Linked DNA regions of Mus musculus: region 2 is linked to region 1. The links are chromatin loops, found by intact Hi-C in ENCODE. Cell type or tissue: heart. All regions are shown on one strand.

The links. A loop is a pair of places that touch in the nucleus more often than their neighbours do. Peaks named below come from ENCODE experiments on the same cell type or tissue, not always from the same donor. Only the 100,000 strongest peaks of a DNase experiment are listed, where the experiment ranks them.
Region 2: a loop joins it to region 1, with 3 times the contacts of the local background. A loop is called at or near these places in 2 of 42 quality-filtered maps.

What each region holds. Positions count from the first base shown.
Region 1 is chr12:36,941,849-36,949,848 of GRCm38, forward strand. No RefSeq gene overlaps it. Among named protein-coding and RNA genes, the nearest start is that of Gm40394, 63 kb to the left of the region's middle. In heart, no CTCF peak of the experiment used is centred here; DNase peaks (open chromatin) are centred at 4,313 and 7,593.
Region 2 is chr12:37,042,679-37,050,678 of GRCm38, forward strand. No RefSeq gene overlaps it. Among named protein-coding and RNA genes, the nearest start is that of Gm29007, 60 kb to the right of the region's middle. In heart, no CTCF peak of the experiment used is centred here; a DNase peak (open chromatin) is centred at 4,693.

The DNA.
Region 1 (8,000 bases):
AATTTTGAGGGTCAGTTATACATATTATCATGTCATTGGAAAATAATGATACATTGACTTATTTGTTTTCCTTTGATCTCTTTCAATTGTCTTATTTCTCTAGCTAAAACTTCAGGTATATTAAATAGTATAGAATAAGTGGACAACCTTGGCTTCTTCATAATGTTAATGGAATTGTTTTGATTTTCTATCCACTTATTTGATTTTGAATTGCTTTAAATTGAATTTATTATATTTAGTTATATCCCTAGGATCTACAATCTCTTCATGACTTTTATCATAAAGATATTTTGCATTTTTCAAAGACTTTTGGCATCTAATAAGATGATTATGTGTCTTTCCTCTCAGTTTGTTTATAAGATGGATTATGTTTACTGATTTTCATATATAGAACCATTCATACATCTCTGGGATGGAGCCTTCTTGATTATAATGGATGATTTTTTATTATATTTTGAGATAGTGTTTGCAAGTATTTTATTAGAGACATTTGCATGCATGTTTATAACAAAACCTGTTTTGTAATTATGTTTCTTTGTTGAGACTTTCTGAGGTTTGGGTATCAATGTAACTGTGGCTTCATAAAATGAATTGAGCAATGTTCATCTTGCTTCTATTTTTGGAATAATTTGAAGAGTATTGACACTAACTCTTTTTTGAAAATCTGGTAAAATTCAAAGTTAAAACTTTCTGGTCCTGTGGGGTTTTTTTGTTTTTTTGTTTTTTTTGTTTTGTTTTGTTTTGTTTTGTTTTTTTTTGTTTTGTTTTTTTTTGTTGTTGTTGTTGTTTTTTTTTTTTTTTTTTTTTTTTGGTTTGGTTTGACTCCTTTTATTTAACTAGGAGTTATAGGTCTATTTTAATTGTTTACCTGATTCTTATTAGGTTTCCAAGATCATGTTTGACAGACATAGGCAAACGTTTTGTACAACTTAGTTAGAATTTTCTTTATTTCATTAGTTGGCAAGATGGATATTGAAGAGCTTGGTCCATAGAATGAGAGATCACACCAGAAGCAGTTGGAATATGATTTTCTGAAATTTATCCATCAACTTGTATTGAAGCTTATCCTCTGGTTCACTATGATAAATTACACATTTCTTTTTGTACCCAAGTTTCTTACTCATTTTTAGTGAGTTTCAAGTATAATCTGTTCTTTTTGTCATTAAAGGAAATACAGAGGAATTAGGGCAGTATTTAGAATTCTTGCATAATTGTAGTATTAAGAAATAGGAAGATTGAAAGGTAATGCCTGTACTAAAATATCTTGTATTTCCCCCTTTTAACAAGTAGTAGTTTAGAGAAGTATACAGGTTATGCTTCAGTAGTGTTACTTGCACAACTTAAATTTTAGTTCTTTATTTTGGAAGAATAATCATTCATAGGGATCCTTGTGAAGAACTTTATTAGTAAATTGGACATTTACTAATAATTGGACATTTACATTCTTATAAAGCTTGAATCTTAAGACCATTAGTCTCTTTGGATAGTTCCCCAAATGTATCTCCCATGGGTTTATTCAGATAATTTACTTATCTATTTATGTTTTTAATATATGATTTAAATAAATTAATTCATCTTGAAAAACTGTTTATTTTATTTTATTGTAATTTTGTTAAGTGGTATCTACCAGGAAAACTATCCATTTCTTTTAGATTTTCCAGTTGGGTGGAGTAAAGATCTTTGAATTACGACCTAATATTCTTTGGATTTCTTCTGTGTCTACTATTACCATAAAATAACTAGCTTAATTCACTTATTCTAGCCAGAATGGTCTGTAGAGTCGTAATCTGATGTAAACAGAAGGAAGAGAAAGAAGGGAGAAAATGATAGTTTTTCTGCATTTATTTTAGAAAGGAAAATGATTTATCTCTCTCCCCAAGTGTTTATAGATTATTTGCTAGATTGAAATAGTATTGTTCTGTTTCATTTCTAGCAATTGCATTGAAAATCAGTCCAAATGCACATTGACTTGAAATGTAATCGGACTAACAATTCCATGTGTAAAATTGTTCCTTGTAGCATTAATACCCCTAAAAATAGAATTTCAAGTTTCTATATATTTTAATAGGCCATAAGAGTATTGGGCCGTCTGCTGTATACATATTTATTAAATGGTCTTCCCACATTCTTGCACTTAATGAAGTGTCACTGTAATTTGATTTGTTTATCTGGTAACTATGTCTTTAAATGTGAAGTTATGCTGCCAGCAAATACACAAAAGCTGTTGTGCAGAAATCAGCAAATGTAGTTGAAAACATAATGGCACTTTAAAGGAGCCTTCTAAGCACATGGTAGAGATCTTTGCACAGCCAGGGAAAATAATTCCATGTGGTCATTCTTGTTCTTGAGTGATTTTCTGGATATGTGAAGCTGTTGAATGAATAGTATGATGACTCAGTAGCATGGTTCAACAAAAAAAATTAGTACATACACACACACACACACACACACACCTATGCCCCACACACACTTACACACATACCAAATGGACAAAATACATTTTTATAAAAACTTTTCATATGACAGAAGATATCAGCCAGTGATTTTCTAATGGAATCAAAGTCCTAAGGGACCACTGGAAGTCAATGTGGACATGAATTTAACACACAAATTGATAACTTAATATACTCTCCAAAATAATAGCCACAGAGTTGGAGAAAAACAAAAGAGAGCTATTCACTGGTAGATTGTGTTTGTTTGTTTGTTTGTTTGTTTGTTAGAGGAGTAATACAGGTTTAGTTTGGGGATTATTTATCTTATGATTCTTTAAAGCAATGTTTATTTTAGCTACAATATTTGTTCCTAGAAAAGCAGGAAGTTTACATGATTAGAATTAAAATGCTCTTTAGGGAAGGGAAGCTGAGGTAGAGTCTGATATCTGAACCTGTACCCCTAATCCCTAACCTCTGAGGAAGTATTCAGGCTCCCCGGAAGATAGTTTGGAAACCTGGTTTATAGTCTCTAAGCAACCTGAAAACATAATTTTGTGTATCCCTAGTCAAACACTGTGAGTTGCATTATGTGTGAATAGACACTTATAGAATGCATGTCTTGTGTTTCCTGCATGTACAGAATTCTCTGTGTGAATGGCACTCTTCTTTTTCAGTGTGCCACAGTTCTCTAAATGCTGTCATACATGACTAAGAACATGGTAGCTTATTTCTAGTTGATGGAGCATCACATACATAGGACCAGTGACCAAGAAAACTTTAACAAAGTTAATGTTTTTTCTCAATCCTTATTACGTTCTAGGGAGTGTCTTTTAGGTACTTGTATGCCTATAGAAATTGAAGTTTGAAGAGGGAGAAATTCTTTTTTTTTATTAGATATTTTCTTCATTTATATTTCAAATGTTATCCCAAAAGTCCCTTGTACCCTCCCCCCACCCTGCTCCCCTACCCACCCACTCCTGCTTCTTGGCCCTGGCTTTCCCCTGTACTGGGGCATATAAAGTTTGCAAGACCTAGGGGCCTCTCTTCCCAATGATGGCTGACTAGGCCACCTTCTGCTACATATGCAGCTAGAGACACAAGCGCTGGGGATACTGGTTAGTTCATATTGTTGTTCCTCCTATAGGGTTACAGACCCCTTCAGCTTTGGGTACTTTCTCTTGCTCATCCACTGGGCACCCTGTGTTCCATCCTATAGATGACTGTGATTATCCACTTCTGTATTTGCCAGTCACTGGCATAGCCTCACAAGAGACAGCTATATCAGGTCCTTTCCGCAAAATCTTGCTGGGAGAAATTCTTGCACTGCTGTTCATGAATATTTAACAATGAAGATTCACCTTCTTTGCTTTTGTGTACTTTTTCATAGACAAAACACTGGATCAGTGGTTCTCAGCCTGTGGGTTGAGACCCCTTGGGGGTGGGGCAAACGACCCTTTTATGGAAATCACCTAAGACAAGAAACATAGACATTTACATTATAATTCACAACAGTAGCAAAATTAGTTATGAACTAGCTACAAAAATAATTTTAGGGCTGGGGGTTACCACAACACAACGAACTGCATTAAAGGGTCGCAGCATTAGGAACGTTGAGAAGCACTGAGCTAGATATTTTTGAATCTTAGGAGTTTTCAAAAGCAGACTCTCAAAGAAGAAATTGAATGAAAAAAAATAGGAACCCCTAATAGTAACAATATTTTATTCAAAAAAACACAATAGTTATTTTCAAAGGGAAATAACAGATAAACCTTGTTTACATAAGAGTAATTCAGCATTACTTGGCCACACTCATGTTTGTTGATAAAGCTGACATGAACTTTCACTTCCATGTACTTTGAAGCCTGGGTCTGGCCAGATTCCAAGGGTGGAGTGAAGGAGAATTCAGCCAGCAGCTGGTCCTGATTGTATTCAGGGTCCTGTGCTCAACACAGAGGCATGTTTCCTTCCTTACAAAGATTTCTCAGGGAAAGCCAGGCCTCATTCCTACTGTTTGGAGCATCTTTTGTAGGTTTTTTTCTTCTTTTTCTTTTTTCCTTTTGTCCTCGTTTCTAATGGTCAGTCAGGATGAACAAGAACTCAATTTAAATATCTTATAGTCACCATATTACTAGCATACACCTCTGTGAAAATGATCTGGTATCAATCAATACACTTAACTAGGCAGAGTCTCTCTCATCTACAGTCTCCATATAGCTGCCTTTGGAAACAATTGGTTTGGTAGAATTGGTTCTTGTTATACATCAGAGAGGTCTTATGCTTATGCAAATATCTGAGCAAGGTTAGATTACCAACAGAGAGCCTGCTAAGGAATTCTTTTTATACTTTACATGTACTCTGCTAATCTTTATATATTTACTATTGATCTCTAACAACAAAGAACAAATATATCTATCCTCAGAGTCCTACAGGCCAGTAGCTCCTTACTAATTGTTCTATGTCATCTCATAAGCACTTTAGATGATATCAGAAAAACAGGAGATGGATAAGTGAGAATAGAAAGCATTAATTAACTTCATCTCCTTTCGATAGAAATTTTCATGCCAAGGTTAATGTATACTGATCCTAAAATCTGTATCAGGATAATGTCATGAAAATATGCTAAGTAGAACTTGAAATTTTTAAGGAATATCCCTTGGTGTTTTTTCTTCTCTGTTAAAAATAGGGAAGACATGTACTTTAGAATGTTAACTAATTTATTATGTGTATATATGTGTTTTATTTGCATGTATGTCTATAAGCCACATGCAGGCCTAGTGCCTAGTGCTTAGGGACATGGATACTCTGGAACTGACCTTAGAAACAGTTCTAAGTTTCCACACTGGTGCAATGAGTTGAATCTTGGTCCTCCAGAAGAGCTGTCAGTACTTTATCACTGAGCGACCTCTCTAGCTCCAAATTTTGAATTTTAAAACATACGAGGTTGCTGGTTCACAGAAATTAAAAACAATCGATGACATTAAATTGTGTCAAGTGAAACCATTATATTCTTAGTCAACAAGATGGTTCAACAGTCTCTGAGCTTGTTGGAAATTTAGAGCATCAGACTTTTGAGCATCATAATGTGCCTTTCAATAGGAGTCTTCTTGGAAAATTGCATGCATATTTAAGTTTAGAAAGACTCAACATGTAGTTTTAGTTATTGGCAAACATAATGATTTTACTGTTTTGTGATCCAATATTATATTTCAGAATGAAATGAATATTATGTTATAGAAGTGACAAGAGACCTTTCCTCTAGACACATGCAGTAGGTCATCTGAGCAGAAATCTTCCCAAGATGATCCCCACATCATCGTTTCAGGCATCAATTATTTTATCAAGACCTGCTTTCACTTCCTAATGTATGTCCTATCTTTTTACACATGCTTTTGTCTTTTGTCCTATGCAAAATATAGATAGATAGATAGATAGATAGATAGATAGATAGATAGATAGATAGATAATCAAGGCGATTATCAAGGGATGAGAGATTTTTGTGACTGAAACTCTTGACTTAATTTCAGGGAGCAAAACTCTTATTTCTCCATGTATTTGTTAGTTCACACAAGCGAGATCAGACTGAATTGAAGAAGAATACTCTTAGGTGGTCTTTTGTCTAGGACTTGATTTATTATCTTTCCTTGAATTTCTCCTTCTTGACTTACCTACGCCTTTTAATGGTGCTCAGGGTAGAGAGAGAAAAGCAGATCAACTTTCTTACTAATCCTAGTAACATTATGTGTTAAGCCATTTGTTACACAGGTTCCCTCTCCCTCCCTTCCTCCCCTTCTCTATTCCTTCCCCCCTCTCCCTTTGTGTGTGTGTGTGTGTGTGTGTGTGTGTGTGTGCGCGAGGAGGCATGGGCTCTTGAATAAATGCTGGTTCTTTGTAGAGCTTGAATAGGGGCTTAACAAATGAGTTTTCTTCTCTCTCACAATCCTTTCCCTTTCCATGCATCTTCTCAAGTATCTAACAGCTAACACTTGCTGCAGATTCACATTTACTAAGAACTAAAAGCTGTCTATGTGTTAACTTGAGTATTTGAAAGGAAACTGTGAAGAAACTGAAACACAAGCTCATTTTTTATTACAACAAATGTTGTTTCTACATAACATTTTATACTTACAGGAGATGGCAGAGGCATTTGTATGAGTTCATAAAATACCCACACGTGGGGATACTGATAACATTAACAAAATCCTAAGTGAATACAGTTAAAAATTCACCTAAGTGAATAATTAGGTTTAAATAGACCACTCTTTTGTCCCTTTTTATTTATTTCATTTCAATTAGATTTGTTGTTTAATAATAAATAAGAACATAAACTTGTGTGTGCTAACAAGGTATCACATGAAGTATGTAATGCTTAAATGAAGCTAGACATTTCCTTTAAGATATTTAATATTTATGAGAAGGTAATTAAACATTTTCAAAGTTTTTAAAGTTTTTTTATACTCTTCCTGCATGAACTTTTCAAAGTTACTTATAAGATTATACAGTGGTAGATGACAGAATTTAACATCAGAGGCCCACATTCTTAAACTATACTTTAGATGCAACAGGAGACAGAAATATGTACATTAAGTCATGTATCTCTCTAAGAATCAGTTATAAACAGGAGAGCACAGTCTGTCTTATACTTCTGGGAAAATGAGAACAGTCGGAGGAATCAGCTGATGGGGAGAACCTACATGGGTCTTATACTCAAGGGGATGTAGTCAATCTCCATCTTAAAATCAATTTTTAAAAGATGGGCAGATCAACACTTTTTGTAAAGGGAGGACAGTATTATTTATTATTTACTCAGTATCTTCTATATTCTTAATGTAGAACAGGTCAGTGGTTAGCTATACCCTCCCTACTTGCATATCCCATGCACATACGTATTGTATTTTTGTTCAGCATTTGCAAAGACACATTCCATTAGAGTAAGGTAAGATTTAGGAATAGTCTCACAACAGGAGACTGTGGCACTTCCCTTTGCATTAAGGAAGCAGGCAGCACATCCTGTGTGATTTTATTATTGGCTTTATGACAACATCGCAAGACTTGATCCAAATGAGCACTCAAGGCTATGTGACTAGCATTTTACAATATGTATCTCCAAGCCTTAGGTTCAGGATATTCAAATGACTTGATATAAAACCCCAGAAGGATGATTTTTATACACAGGATTAATTCCAAATCCTGAGGCTTTCTTCCAAGAGTTGGTCTGGTTTTCTAAGCATTGGCTCACACATGTTTCTCCTGCTTCCTGGTGCCTGTCACAGTCCCAGGAACAGGGAGTTCATCTTTCATACACACAACATGGCCTTGGCAAAAATAGGAGAAACATCTCTCCAACCAGGAAAAAACCTCACATACTCATTTCTGTTCATACCACCCACTTCCAAAAGTCTCAGCCTGGGAGCTGTCTTTATAACTGTCCTCAAGCTCTGATAGAGAACTGGGAGTAAGATCCACACACATACCTTGGAAACGACCCTAGCCATTTTCCCATTGATATCCAGTCTCTTGTTTTAATTTGCCATCACCACTTCTTTTCTCTCAATATGGTTATGCATATGA
Region 2 (8,000 bases), 100 kb after region 1:
ATAAAAGAATAAGGGCACAAACTTCTTAAGAGGAATGACCATCCAGAGACTACCCTACCTGGCGATTCATCCCATAAACAACTACCAAACCCAGACACTATTGCCAACAAGAGCTTGCTGACAGGAACCTGATATAGCTGTCTCCTGAGAGGCTCTGCCAGTGCCTGGCAAATATAGAAGTGGAGGATTACAGTCATCCATAGGACTGAGCACACCGTCTTCAATGAAGGAGCTAGAGAAAGTATCCAAGGAGCAGCCCGGGTTTGCAGCCCGATAGGAGGAACAACAATATGAACTAACCAGTACCCCCAGAGCTCCTTGGGACTAAACCACCAATCAAAGAAAACACATGGTGGGACTTGTGGCTCTAGCTGCATATGTAGCAGAGGATGGCCTAGTCAGTCATCAATAGGAGGAGAGGCCCTTAGTCCCATGAAGGTTTTATGCCCAAATAAAGGGGAATGCCAGGGCCAGGAAACAGGAGTGGGTGGATTGTGGAGGGGGGCAAAGGGTATAGGGGGTTTTTGGGAGGGGAAATTAGGAAAGGGGATAACATTTGAAATGCAAATAAAGAAAATATCTAATAAAAAAGAGATAAAAGTAGAAGATAAAACTAAGACCACTGTCAATAAGACAAAAAAGGCAACCAACAGATTGGGAAAAGATCTTTAAGAATCCTACATCCCATAGAGGGCTAATATCCAATATGTACAAAGGACTCAAGAAGTTAGACAGACTCCAAAGAACCAAATAACTCTATTTTAAAAAGGGGTACAGAGCTAAACAAAGAATTCTCAACTGAGGAATACCAAATGGCTGAGAAACACCTAAAGAAATGTTCAACATCTTTAGTCATCAGGGAAATGCAAATCAAAATTACCCTGAGTTTCTACCTCACACCAGTCAGAATAGCTAAGATCAAAATTTCAGGTGGCAGCAGATGCTGGCGAGGATGTGGAGAAAGAGAAACACTCCTCCTTTGCTGGTGGGATTGCAAGCTAGTACAACCACTCTGAAAATCAGTTTGGCTGTTCCTTAGAAAATTGGACATAGTACTACCTGAGGACCCAGCTATACCACTCCTGGTCATATACCCAGAAGATGCTCCAACATGTAGTAAAGACACATGCTCCCCTATGCTCATTGCAGCCTTATTTACAATGGCCAGAAACTGGAAAGAACCCAGATGGCCCTCAACAGAGGAATGGATACAGAAAATGTGGTACACAAATGGATGGAACTAGCAAACATCATCCTGAGTGAGGTAACAAAAGAACACACATGGTATGCACTCACTGATAAGTGGATATTAGCCCAGAAGCTCAGAATATCCTATTGAAACAATTGACAAACCACATGAAACTCAAGAAGAAGGAAGACCAAATTATGGATACCTCAATCCTTCTTATAAGGGGGAACAAAATACCCATGGAAGGAGTTATAGAGACAAAGTATGGAGCAGAGACTGAAGGCATGACCATCCAGAGACTGCCCTACCTGGGGATCCACCCATATACAACCACCAAACCTAGACACTATTGTAAATGCCAACAAGTTCTTACTGACAGAAGCCTGTTATAACTATTTCTGGAGAGGCTTCTCCAGTGCCCAACAAATACAGACGTGGATCCTCAAAGCCTACCATTGGACTGAGCACAGGATCCCTTATGAAGGAGCTAGATAAAGGACCCAAGGAGCTGAAGGGGTTTGCAGCCCCATAGGAGGAATAACAATATGAACTAACCAGTACCCGCCCCCTCCCAGAGCTCCCAGGGACTAAATCACTAACCAAAGAGTACACGTGGTGGGACTCATGGCTCCAGCTGCATATGTAGCAGAGGATGGCCTAGTTGGTCATCAATAGGAGGAGAGGCCCTTAGTCCTGTGACGACTCTATGCCCCAGTGTAGGGTAATGCCAGGGTCAGGAAGCAGGTGTGGGTGGGTTAGTGAGAAGGGGGAGGGGGAGAGGATAGGGGTATTTCAGAGGGGAAACCAGGGAAGGGGACATTTGAAATGTACATAAATATCTAATAAAATTAGATATTTTATTAATTATTAGATATAAATTTAGATATATTTATTAATTATATTTTATTAATTAAATATATTTTTATTAATTATATTATGGGGCTGAGGATCGAACTCAGTGCCTTGTACTTGCTAAGCAAGCACTCTACCACTTAGCTAAATCCCCAACACACCTCTTCCTCTTTCTTTTAATTTAAAAATATTTTATCTGGGGACAACATGTTTGCTGAAAATTTTAAATGTTGCTCATTAATGGGAGAAAAAAATAAAAAGAATCCAAAATCTTATAAGACCTCGAAATTGAAATAAATATTTTCTGTCTTCTAGATGGAATATCCAGGGGATAGCAACAACTGGATCAAAGCAAAACCAAACTTCCAATAGTATAAATAATTCAGTGTTCAGTGTCTGGTTCTACTCAGAATCTTCTGGGTTCCTTCAAAGGGCTTTGGTCACTATTTTGTCTTCACTGTCTGGAGCACACACAGGTTATGGTCTGCATTCCACATCTCTCAGCTTCACTGCTGCTACTGTTCTTGGTGCTCTTCTCAGGGTACTGGCATTTTCAAAATGCTGGAATCTTCTCCTACTGTCAGGTTGCATTTTTACTAATAGCTTTTCCTGGACTTTCTTCAGGGATTCCATGCCTGCCACACAGTTTCACCTGCTCTTAGCCTCTCAAAAATAGCACCTCCTGGGTGAACTTAACACTACCAAGTTCACCTAACAGCACAAGGTACAACCTTGGCCACAACTAGAATAGACCTCCTGTATGCTGACTCTCAGGAAACATTTCCCAGAAGATTTCCCTTCAACATTGCTAAATCTCCTCTTAATCACTGTCAATTTATCACCAGCTGACCAGCATCAAATACCCCAACAAAGCAAAGGATTCATTTTAGTATTTCTGTTATCCCAGCTAATTGAATTCAGAATAACAAATGGCTTGGACAGAGTCTTTAAACTCTCTCTGATATTTCACAAGTAAGGCCTCCATCATTAGCACTATTCTCAATATCCTTATCTTTCAATGGCTTGAAGAACAGCCCACTGAAGTCTCAGCACTTTGGCTTTTCTAGTTGAAGGTTTCCATAATCCTCAACAAACAAACAAACAAACAGAAAATCAAATCAAAACAAAACAAAACAAAACAAAGCAACAACAACCCCAGCCCACATAATCAGGCCAGGCACATCAATACCTCATTTTTGGTTTCATTTTGTCTTAGTTACAGCTTCTATTGGTGTGATGAAACACTATGACCAAAGCAACTTAACAAGGAAATGGTTTATTTGGCTTGCACTTCCATATCACTGTTCCTACTTGAAGAAAGTCAGAACAAAGACTCAAATGGCAGGAATTACAGGCAGGAGTTGACAAAGAATCCACTGAGGGGTGCTACTCACTGGCTTGCTTTTAATGGCCTGATAATCCTGCTTTCTTATAGAACCAAAAACCACCAACCCAGGGCTGGTACCATCCATAATGGATAGATACCTCCCCTATCAATCAGAAATTGAGAAAATGTCCCACAGTCTTGCCTACAACACAATCTCATGGAGGCATTCTCTTAATTATAGCTCCTGCCTCACAGACAAATTTAACTTGTGTCAAGTTTACATAAAACTATCCAGTATAAATACCATTTTAATTTTTCTGTTTCTCAGTTACTTTACTCAGGATTATTTTTCCCTAGTTCCATTGTATACCTGTGAATCTCATGATTTCAATATCTGAACAGATGAGTATGTTCCATTATGTAAATATACCCCATTTTATTTATCTACTCTTTTGTTGAGGGAAATCTATATTGTTTTTGACTCCTATGAACAGAGCAGCAAAGAACATTGTTGAGCAAGTGTCTCTGTGGTAGGGTGAAGCATCCTTTGGGTATATGTTTAAGAGTTACAGCAATGTATACCTATCTTTAGGAATGTCAATTCCTGTCTTCCTCAGAAACCATCATAATGATTCCTATAGCATTTGTACAAGTAGTCACTCCCAAAATCAATGGACGAATGTTTCCATACTTCCCATCATCATTAGCACAAGTTGTCAATTCTTTTCTTGATTTTAGCCAATATCAAGGGTATAAGATGAAATTCCAAAGTGGTTTTGGTTTGTAAAACCCTGATGGCTAAGGATGTTGAATATTTTTATACATGTTCCTTGAGCATTTAATTTGGACATTAGATGCTTAGCCCATGTGTAGTTGGTAAAAATCTTTCCCGAATACACACACACACACACACACAGAGAGAGAGAGAGAGAGAAAGAGAAAGAGAGAGAGAGAGAGAGAGAGAGAGAGAGAATGTTCATGTAAAATAAATAATTTTTAAAAATAAAATATTTTATCTTAACTTCACTGTATTCTTTTGCTTTATTCCTGTAATTTATGGAACACATTTCTGATCTGAATAAATTCTCATCATGATCATGGGATTCATATATTAGTTAGTTATTCCCTTGTCTGTGAGCTTTGCAGGGACTTTTTCAGCCGTTCCTTGCTCTGGTCGCACTAAAAGTTTGGAGGAAGCTGGGGCTGAGCATTTTCCATTCCTAAGGTCCTTCAGTTTCTGAGAAAAGCCCAAGGAATTCGAGCACTGGTGAAAGAGGTTCCCTTGAGGATGGACCTTTGTTAGGAAGCACTGGGGTTCCTGCATGTTTAAAAGCTCTGCTTTTCCTCTCCACCTGGCAAAAGCATGGCAGGATTTCCTGTGACTTTCATTCTGAGAACATGGTAGGATCCAGAATGCAGAGTTCTGGAGCCTCCTGAATGTACTGTTGCAGGCACCCAAGGATGAAGGGTCTGGAAACCAGTGTCTATTGGGAGCATGGATGGAGAAACTAATTGCTACATCAAAAGCAGATACCAGGAAAGAAACAATCTCTCAGTAATGAGAAGCCTACATCTAAATGTTCAGTCTCATTTCTCTCATCTTTTGTTTGAGTTATGATCCTACTATGGGCAGGATAGAGATGGTTTGACAAATTCTCTCTCCCGTATTTTGGTTAATGCTGTAAACAAATTCATTTTTCTATGCATTTATTTATATATACATATATACATATATATGAAATAAACCATATTTATATATTTGTACATATATTCTCTTTCAGCAATGGTTATTGTCAAGAGCCAGGGTGGAATGTCTAGTAACAATATGATAGTTTTGTAAAGGCTGGAGGACACAAATTTTAATCTCTGAAGAGAGTCCAGAGATAAGTCTTTAAATTAGGCTACAGATTATTCTGCTGAGATTTTTGTCTTTCTTGTAAGTTGTGACATTCTGTCATCCTGAACCATTTGTTCTCAAGGTAATGAGAACAGCAACTATGACCTTAATTAGTAGAGGTGAGGTTGATTTTCATTGCAAGTCTTTTGTTGTTGTTGTTGTTAGTATGAGGATATTATTGATTTTTTTAAAAAAAGTTTTTAACATATGGCATGAGAGCATAAGATTTTTTGTACTAGAAAATAAAGGACATTAACATAATCACACCGCTAATTTCAAAAGAGCAGTAGAAGAAAATCCACTAGTAGATTTTTTTTCTAGCATGACCTTGCTGGAGATGGCCGTGGCGGTGTTTCATTTTACCTGAGATCTGTGTTCTTCACAAAGACAGTAATCAAGCAAATCCATGGCCATTTGTGTTTTAGAATCCACCCGCTCCTGTGTCTTCAGAAGTTTCTCAGTGTAAAGACACATGCTTTTCTATATTACTCCAATAACACTCACTAACAAGCGCCTCTTTCGATTTTCTTAAACTTTATAAGTGACCTCTTGATTTATACAGGACAAGCTTTTTTTTTTCTCATTTAAAAAATTATTTATTTATTTATTTATTTATTTATTTATTTATTTATTTATTTTACCTAGTGCCTAGATCAGTTCTAGCATTTTTCACTATTGGTGTCTGACCTGCCCAGTCTATCTTCAGTGAATGTAGGAGAATATGCTCGCAACATGGTGAAGACTTGACGTTTGTTTCTGGCCATTAGTCAGAGAAGATTACTTTACTTCAGTTAGTGAAGGGGGTTGTTCCTACCTCAGGACCTTGGGCTGCCTGGTTTTGAGCTTATGTTCAGGAACAGCTTTCAGACCTCTTTTTTTTCCATTTCTAGATTTTTATTAATGTAAATGAGGACAATTTTGATTTTCATGAGATGAGCAAGGAGTTCTTGAATAACAGATGTGTATATTTAATTAATTTAATTTCCTTATTGTCCAGAATTATCATGCATGAAGAAATGTAGATGGTAAACATAAATTTTATGAGATAATGCTGTCCTCACATAAGTCATTGTTCAATGAGAAGGCAGAAGGAGTTGAAGAATATGGGACTGGTCATTTTATAACAACTTTCCACAAGTCTCTACAAGAGCTACAATCTTGCATTCAGCTGAGTCTAAGGTAAGTGGATCTTCTCTATGTTTAGAAAAAAATCAGAAGTTTTCTAGAAGAATAAAATGTAGTATGAGACATGATGACGAAAATTATAGATTAAGCCGGTTGTGGTGGCACATGCCAGTAGGATTTGCTGAAGGAGGTAGAAGCAAGAGGATCACAAGTTCAAGGCCAGCCTGGGCTTCACACTTCTTAATGGAAGAACAATGTATTCTACTTCTGGTAGAATTTGCCTATAAAGCCACATCGGCATATTGTATTCTAGAAAAGATCAGAAGTTCCAGTCTTTAGCTCACAAATGACTAGCTGAAATACTTCCTTCATGACACTGACTATACCAGAAGTCCTTTTACCTGATTGAATGACGCAAACCCTTATCTACCAAATGATTCCTGTTTATCATATTTGTTGTTTATCACATTTACTTAATGCTAAAGCAAAAACTGCCTTCCCGAGACTCTAAAATAATCAGTCCTTGTATATTCTATTACAATATATGAATAAAGTTAAGTCCCTTGCTTGCTATATTTTTGTTTCCTAGTATATTTGTATTTATTCAGTCCACTTTTACTACATAGTTTAAAGCCTTTCTCATTTGACTGTGTTATGAGCTTTCAATAGTAAACGCCCACTAGAGAACTAATAATTTCATCTGTGTTCTTTTGTGATTGGGTTAACTCACTTAGGATGATATCCTCCGGATCCATCCATTTGTCTAAAAATTTCATAAATTCATTGTTTTTAATATCTATTCAGTATTCCACTGTGTAAATGTACCACATTTTCTGTATCCATTCCTCTGTTGAAGGACAACTGGGTTCTTTCCAGCTTCTGGCTACTATAAATAAGGCTGCTATGAACATAGTGGATCATGTGTCCTTATTTCATGTTGGAGCATCTTCAGGGTATATTCCAAGGAGTGGTATTGCTGGATCATCTGGTAGCTAAAAGGGGTTTGGAGCCCCATAGAAGGAACAACAATATGATCTAACCAGTACCCCCAGAGCTCTCTGGGACTAAACCACCAATCAAAGAAAACACATGGTGGGACTCATGACTAGCTGCATATGTAGCAGAGGATGACCTACTCAGTCATCAAGAGAGGAGAGGCCTTTGGTCCTGTGAAAGTTCTATGCCCCAATACAGGGGAATGCCAGGGCCAGGAAGCAGGAGTGAGTGGGTTGGTGAGCAGGGTGAGGGGGAGGGGATAGGGGATTTTCGGAGGGGAAACTAGGAAAGGGGATAACATTTGAAATGTAAAATAAAGAAAATATCTAATAAAAAATAAAAAAGAAAACTAATAATTTCAAGACATAATAAAAGCATTAGAATCTTGTAAAGAAATCTATTTTTACATTAATATTTTGAAAAATTTATGTTAATAAATGCATTGTCAGTATGTTGGCACTTTTAGAGTTCCTCATAATCTTGTTGTGTTATGCCACCCATACTCTGTTATGAAAGTAGCTCAGAACCTGAAATAAATACAAATAGAAATTAAATACCCTAACTTTATTCAGCTATTCCTTCAGGATGCTTGTAAGTGATTCTTTTTGCAATCC